Regions from separate parts of the Homo sapiens genome. Here region 2 is linked to region 1. The links are chromatin contacts, found by Hi-C or POLR2A ChIA-PET in ENCODE. All regions are on one chromosome and are shown on one strand. The core of a region is the stretch at or near the end of the contact, and the rest is flanking DNA. Distances in the headings are between cores, read along the strand shown. Region 1 overlaps RAPGEF6 (Rap guanine nucleotide exchange factor 6). Region 2 overlaps FNIP1 (folliculin interacting protein 1).

What was found. A loop is a pair of places that touch in the nucleus more often than their neighbours do. ChIA-PET counts read pairs that join two places held with the same protein, here RNA polymerase II (POLR2A). Pooled maps may share reads with other maps.
Region 2: a loop to region 1 is called in a map of IMR-90, with 2.6 times the contacts of the local background. The contact joins two enhancer-like sites. A Hi-C loop is called at or near these places in 2 of 168 maps with a recorded cell type or tissue (IMR-90 and endothelial cell of umbilical vein), 4 of 37 single-sample maps with no recorded cell type and 11 of 50 pooled maps. POLR2A ChIA-PET finds 5 or more read pairs at or near these places in 3 of 52 experiments (GM12878, WTC11 and activated B cell).

The regions. Positions count from the first base shown.
Region 1 is chr5:131,434,865-131,438,556 of GRCh38, forward strand. All of the region lies in intron 24 of RAPGEF6 (Rap guanine nucleotide exchange factor 6), which reads right to left. Among named protein-coding and RNA genes, the nearest start is that of CDC42SE2, 170 kb to the left of the region's middle. Within about 2 kb of position 1,442, at least 3 of the 41 ENCODE cell types and tissues checked have a DNase peak (open chromatin) inside an H3K27ac peak, as active enhancers do.
Region 2 is chr5:131,638,949-131,642,707 of GRCh38, forward strand. It overlaps FNIP1 (folliculin interacting protein 1), which reads right to left. Exons shown (of 18, transcript NM_133372.3): 18 at 2,766-3,759. Among named protein-coding and RNA genes, the nearest start is that of RAPGEF6, 5.6 kb to the left of the region's middle. Within about 2 kb of position 1,728, at least 4 of the 41 ENCODE cell types and tissues checked have a DNase peak (open chromatin) inside an H3K27ac peak, as active enhancers do.

The DNA of each region.
Region 1 (3,692 bases), core at 192-2,691:
ATGCCCTAGTAATCCCAACAAGGGACGGGTCTCAAAGAAGTAAAAAATATCTTCTTGCTCACAGAGGAAAGTAGGGTTTAGTAGATATGTGACCTTTGGACCAATACCTAGAAATGTCATTAGGAAGAATTACAGGCTTTGGGTATGTTACTGGAATTCTCAGGGCCTCATCTTCATGCAGAAAGAGGATGACAACATCCTTAGTTCCAAGTCTTTCTCTGTTTATGGATCTTGGAGTTATTCACATATAACTCAAGTCATTTAAGGAATAATTTGTTGCACAGTAATCTTATTAAGTCGTTTCGTTAACTATTTCAAAGAGAAAAAGGCCTAGAAAATGTGTGATTTATATTTGGCCTACGTGGACAGGAACAGGGTAAGCCAAGACAAGCCAGTCTTCTGACGTCTATCATACATCTCTGAACTTGGGATCACTGCTATTTGTCAATGTCCATGAGCTGATTAGTCAATTTTTAAGAGGACCAAGAAAGTGGATGTAATAAGTAAATTAAAAATAAATAAAAACCTTCTTCTTGAAAAGAAAAAGTCATTGCTCTACACAATAATCTTGCTTCATTGTTTAAAAAATAATTTCATTCTTATGTCTATTTGATCAGTATTTCTCAAATATAATAATACTAAGAACCACCTGGCAAGCCAATTAAAATAAACATTCCAGATCCCATTTCTGGCAATTCAAGTTTATGAAGTCTGGGGTGGGACACAGTAATTGCATTTTTTAACAAGTTTCCCAGATGATTCTGATATTGCTATGTTAGACTAGTCCCTTCTCCCCCAATCAAAGATACGTAAAAAGTAGAAGATAAAAAAGCCTCCTCTACATATTTCACTCACAGATCCAGCTAACAGTAGGAAATAAAGTCAACTACAGAAAACAAGAGTATAAAATTTACTAACTCAATACATCAGTAAAATAACTTATGTACAAATGAGGCATTTTCAAGTGTTTATAAATAGTATTTTACTAAGTTGTCTGCCTAAGCTTTGACAAATGGTTTAATTTAAGCCATGTATACATTAATAACTGAAAACAAACTTAACACTAAAATTAAATAAGGAACTTCATCAGAGTGTCTTCCTCCTTTTAGACTTGAATCGCGTATAGAAGCAGTTTAAAGTGTTACTGTTGCCTTGGCTATTTGAATTGAAGATGGCACTCCCTTTCTCATCTTTGATGTTGCTTCCAACATCCTTCACTTTCTCACAGCTTTCTGTAGCTTGATTGTGATCTGTGTCCTCTTTTTGGCTGTTGACTAGTCTCTCCCTTGAAAGCATTCTTTCCCTAAGTCTTCTAAACGGGGATGTCATTCTTTTTCTGGTTGTGTTCTCACAACTTGTCCTGTCTCTATTCTCCTCAGTGGCCTTCTCAGTACTGTCTGTTCTTTTGGCTGTGCTCCTGGTAATCTGAAGGATTTTCTTTTGCAAGTAAGCCCCACCTATTCCGGGGCAGCTCTGGCCACTGATCTTGCTGCTGTGATCAGATATGATACTGCCAACTGGAGGGAGAGATGCAAAAACCCTGACATGGTCAATCACAATTAGCCTTGTTTACATAATATTTCACTATTTAAAAATTCTAACATCTTGATAATATCTGAAAAATTGAAATCTAGCAACATATTTTTTAATGCATGGAAAAAAATCTACTTATATATAAAACATATACACATCAGTTATTGCAAGACAGAATGCAGGAGAAAGATTACCTTTATCAGCACAAGCTGGTGATAAAAATAAAAACAAAAACAAAAACAAAAAAACTGTTGAAAGGAAGCCAAGCTGGTAAAATCATAAGGAAAAATATGACAAAAATATCAGGTAACTAGAATTATTTCTGTAAAGTAACTATGTAGGTCTAGAATTGTAAGGTAGATTTTACTATGAAGAAGCTTAGTAAAAACCAAATAAGACATATAAATAGTACATACAATAGGTATATTTATAACGTTCATTTTCTGATCCTGTTGTAGATCCAAGGTGGAGAGTGCTTTTCTTAAACACTAGGGTAGATAATGTTTAAGGTCTTTTGACTTCTTTTTTAAAGTTCTTGTTTAAACTATCCTCATGCAAAACATGAAGACAGGTTTATTTTCTTAATCATAAGAAAACAAAGAACAGATCTCCAAGTTTAATAAGAACCAGGAACAGATCCTAATAATTTACTCTGAGCATAATGACAGTTTTGTTCAATCATAGGTTACTGGCAAAAACCTGTCTACAAAAATAGAAGGATCATACTTGGTTGGGGTTTTGATAGTACACATGCAAGAACAAGCTGAAACAGTTTTGAAGAGAAGAATTTCTTCAGGCTTCTAAGAATTCTAAACATTACTACGAGAAGCTCACAAACCTATAAACATGGTGTTCAATTGTTGGCTACAATTTTCTCACAAAGGGAGAAAATACTTCTCTATTCGAGTGTTGAGTGTAGATTTTGTTGGGAATAAGAGCAATGGAGGAATTCCTGTTTCTAATACCACTTTCCAGAAGTCACATTCAGGCATAAAATACCAAATCAGCTATAATGGGATGGACCACTGAGCAGCCTCTAACAGGGGTAAGGAGTGTAAAGGTGTTCCTGAACGAGCATTAGGAGCATATGGATACTGTTCATTTGGACCATCTGTCTGACTGGAGGCACTGCGGCTTATCCTACATCGCAAGATCTGGTAAGGGGCGCATTGGATAGGACCATACAGACAAGGAAAGTGATGACATAGGTCTGTGTGCCACACAAAATTACATATGAGCTACAACAGGATCAAAATCTGTGTTTTATAAATACACCTACTATACAAACTGTTTTTATCTCCTGTTTCATTTTTATTAAGCTTTCTTTAGTAAAATCTGAATGAAAAAAATCTAACCAGTCTCAGCTATGTGAGGATGAAAAAAGCAAGTGAGTAATGGAGCTATGGTGTCCTGAGGTGGCCGCAGAGAAAGAAAAGAGACATTCCAATTCACTAAACACTTACCACACATGAGGCTTTATAAATATTATTTCATTTAAACCACATAAGAGGCTGTTAAAATAGATGGTCTTTTTCTTTTCCTCTTTTTTTTTTGAGATGGAGTTTTGCTCTTGTCACCCAGGTTAGGCAACAATTCTGCATCCAATTCTTTCTTCGTTTCCATAGCCACCAAACTAGTTGGGGTGCAATAGCATGATCTTGGCTCACTGCAACCTCCGCCTCCTTGGTTCAAGTGATTCTCCTGCCTCGGCCTCCTGAGTAGCTGGGACTACAGGCATGTGCCACTACCCCTGGCTAATTTTTTTGTATTTTTAATAGAGATGGGTTTCACCATCTTGGCCAGGCTAGTGTTGAACTCCTGACCTCAGGCGATCCGCCTGCTTTGGCCTAGATGGTCTTTTTCCCATCTTACAGAGAGGAAACCTGACCGTATAAATAAATTACTTGTAGTAACACAGCTACAGTGGAGGACAGAATCACGGTTCAAACTCAGGTCTGACATCACTGTACATAATTGCCACATAGGTGGCAAAAATAAGAAAGAGCTCTGCAGAGTGAGATGAAACTTAGAGCCTGGAAGCTGAAGCAAGCTCTGGAAGCTTCTCTCTCCTGTTAGAATTATTATAATAAGCTTGTCTTCCCTCTGACCATGTACCATCCTCTGGTGTGATTATTTAAATATGTAATTCTTTTACATCT
Region 2 (3,759 bases), core at 478-2,977, 200 kb after region 1:
ATAATGTATTATTGGCATATCCCTAGTATCCAAACCTATCCCTAGCACATCATAGGTGTTGAATAAATATTTGCTGAATGACCAAGTGCAATTAAGGACTAACTTATTATGAGGGCATTTTGCTATTAAGAGAGGTACTTGAATATCATGAAGCTGCTCAAGAGTGAAAAAAAAATTTTTTTTAAACAGAGGTACTTGATTGCTCTCCAGTGACAAAGATCATCTCTGGTTACATAGCTGTTGCATTACAAAACTGAATGCTCAATAAACAGACATAATCATATGTCCATCTTTCCAGAATAACTGCAAACCAACAAAAATGGGGTAAAAAGCTCAGGTTTTAACAGTACCTGAAATGAAGTAAGGAACTGAGATTTGGAGTATGCTAGAGATTGAGTCACTACTATGGACAAATAAGAGCTTTTACTGACTCAAATCCAGAAGGTCAGTTGTTATCATTGAATCAGAATCTCTGGTGGTGGGAGTATAGGAGCTCATATTTTTCAAAAGCTACCCCAGGTGCTTCCAATATGCAACCAAGTTTGAGAACCACTTTAAACTATAATAACTGTGGTTCTAAACTAGTCTGATCCATCTTTAACCCCAGCCATTGTACCACACTAAAGAAGGACATTGACTTGTGAGTGCTAGACCAAATATGCCCAAGAATGATATCACAAGATTCTTACGGAAATACCTTCCCTGTACTTAACACATTTATCAAGAGTTTCGTCCTTCCCCTTGAGACAATGTAGGAAAGCAATACTGCCTTTATCATTAATTTGAATTTGTGCACTGAGGTAAATGTAAGGACTGTCGTTATTAAGACAGCCACTTGAAAAGGAAGGAAGCTCAAGCCTCTTTAACTTAATACTCTCCATAGAGTAAATACAGGTGTATTTGTGGGATGTCTAAGAAGACTGCGTTAACCCAGACAGAGGTGTCTGCAATCTGATGAAGGGATCAGTCTAGATTCAGGTTCACCAGAAACAAAGTTAGTGTTAAAAGAAAGATAAGAAGAACTAGTCACCTGACTATTGGAAGAGAGAGGGTAACTGAGCACATGCTTTAAGACCAAAAGGACACTAAAGTTCTCCCGATAAATAATGGGTGGGAACATATTCTGTTTTGGACTGCTTGTATTTTTGGGGGGGGGGCGGGGAGGGGAAGTCTCAACTAATCTTAAATTTAGAGCAAACAGGGCAAACCCAGTCTGCAGGATGGAACAAAAACAGGGAGCACTACACTCCCCTGTGCCCCCCCATTTCTATCTGCCTAAGCAGTTCCCACTCACAGCTACAATTTTCCAGCCCCACCTTGCACCTTCAGTTTAGGTTTGGTCCTACTTGCCACCCTACCCCACCTTGCATATTGGCAAAGACAAATGAAGAAATCCCGGATATCTTTACAATACAGCTGTCACCACATAGTAGTTGAGAAAACATTCTGGTCTGAGAGACAAGATGAACACACAGGAAAGACTGTGACTTCAGATAATCACATTAAAGTCTCTGTATCTCCTTTTCTCACTAGCAAAAATCTTCTCATAAACGTTACCAATTTTAAACCTCTAAAATAGCTGACAGCTGTTTCCCAAATACTTGAGACTTCTCTGCTTTGAAACAGTTCACTTACTCTCTTTGGTTAAATGTAAGAGTGATAATATGTAGTATTATATGAAAACAGGTACCTCAAAAAGCCCCTGGTCTAGTCCCGCCCCCAGGACTAACTCTGCCCAGATCAACCTAGCCTGAGCAAGACAGCTTACCAATAAGCCTACTCACTGATGAATCACTGCTATAGAGCAGGCACAAAGCTGATTTCCCTACAATACAGATGAAAACAATAGACTTGCTCAGTCACTTGCAAATCAGTGAACAAAGAGGATTAAAACCCAAACTAATCAGCCAATTTTTTGTAAAGTATAGTAATTTGTATTGAATACAATGTTCTTTTTTATTTGAGATAGAGTTTTGCTCTTGTTGCCCAGGCTGGAGTGCAGTGGCAGGATCTCAGCTCACCGCAACCTCTAGAGGCTGAGGCAGGAGAGAAGCAACTCTCCTGCCTCAGCCACTGGAGTAGCTGGGATTACAGGTGCCTGCCACCACACCCGGCTAATTTTTGTATTTTTAGTAGAGAGGGGGTTTCACCAGGTTTGTCAGGCTGGTCTCGAACTCCTGACCTCAGGTGATCTGCCCACCTCAGCCTCCCAAAGTGCTGGGATTACAGGTGTGAGCCACCGCACCCAGCCTGTATTGAATACAATTTTCTTAACATTATATAACTTCTAGGTTTTTAGATTGTTGGGTTCACTTTGCTTTCATAAAAGCATTTAAAGAAATTTTCAATTTGTTGCTCGCTGTAAGAAGATACTCTTATATTTTCTGTTACTATGTTTTTATTCATAAGAACATACGCTAAAAATTCGCAAAACAATAGGTGGGGGGCCACAAGAGGAAGGCTGGACAGATTATCTGGTAAAAGTAGCAGCCAAAAATTATTTAGCACTTGGAGTATGCCAGTACTGAGCTAAATCCTTAACATTCATTATTTCACTTGATTCTCACAACCACCTCATGAAGTAGATTCTATTAAATTACCAATATGGAAATACCAATGAGGAAAGGTCACATCCTTAGAAGTGTCAAACTTCTAAGTTTGACAGAAGTTATATCAGTCCATAACTTCTGTCATCTGATGTCTGGACAGACATCAGTCCATGTTACGTATACCTTAATATATGAAAGAAAGACCAACACCATCCATCAAGTTGACATGTGTATTTATTGCACAAATATCCCCTAGAACTGGGAGGTTATTATAATACAAGTGTACATTTGAGAAATGTATACAGAACAAGAAACAGCTATGTACATATCCAACATCTAAGTAACTTAGAAAAAGCAGAACAATCTCATAAGACATCTACCAGAAGTAGGCATTATGTAAAATCTGTTTTTTTAAGTGATCATCCCCAGAGTATGCCAATTGGAACAAAACAAAATCTGTACTAGTATGTTTTTATTGCACTTAACATTTTCAAACTCAAAATTAAGACATATTAATAAAAGCCAGAAATATTTAAAATCAAACCAATTAGTTTATATACAAGAAAAAATTAGTTTTAATTCTATAATGTAAAAGATCCCTTTTTTATTTCCTGTTTCAATAAACAGGTTTTTTTTGATATGTAACAACTGTCTGTACCATAACTTGTAAAAATTATTTAGAACAAGCCAAAACTCTTTTCACATTCATCATAATGACCACACTTTAAAGTAGCAGCAGCTCATTCCTTGGGCTTTGCGTAAGGAAAGAATGACTATGGTGAAGGTAATAGAAATTATAGAAGGATTAGGAATTACAAAACTCAGGAATGGGAAGCAGTGGGGAGGAACAAAACAGTAACTCAGGAATCCTATAAGGATTAATGATTCTTTAAGAAACTATAGGTCATTTCCTTCCCAGCAAAGCTTAGCTTTAGGAACAACAATAGCATGAGCCACCCACTTATTGAGGACTAGAATTTCTAAACGGTAATTAAACATTTTAAATAAAGAACAGTTTGATGGTTAAGGAGACACCCAGACATTATCCAAGTGCTATACAGAGCTACAATAAAAAAAAAAAAAAGTACAAGGCTGGGCACAGTGGCTCACGCCTGTAATCCCAGTACTTTGGGAGGTCGAGGCAGGTGGATCACTTGAGTTCAGGAGTTCAAGACCAGCCTGACCAACACATGGTGAAATCTCATCTCTA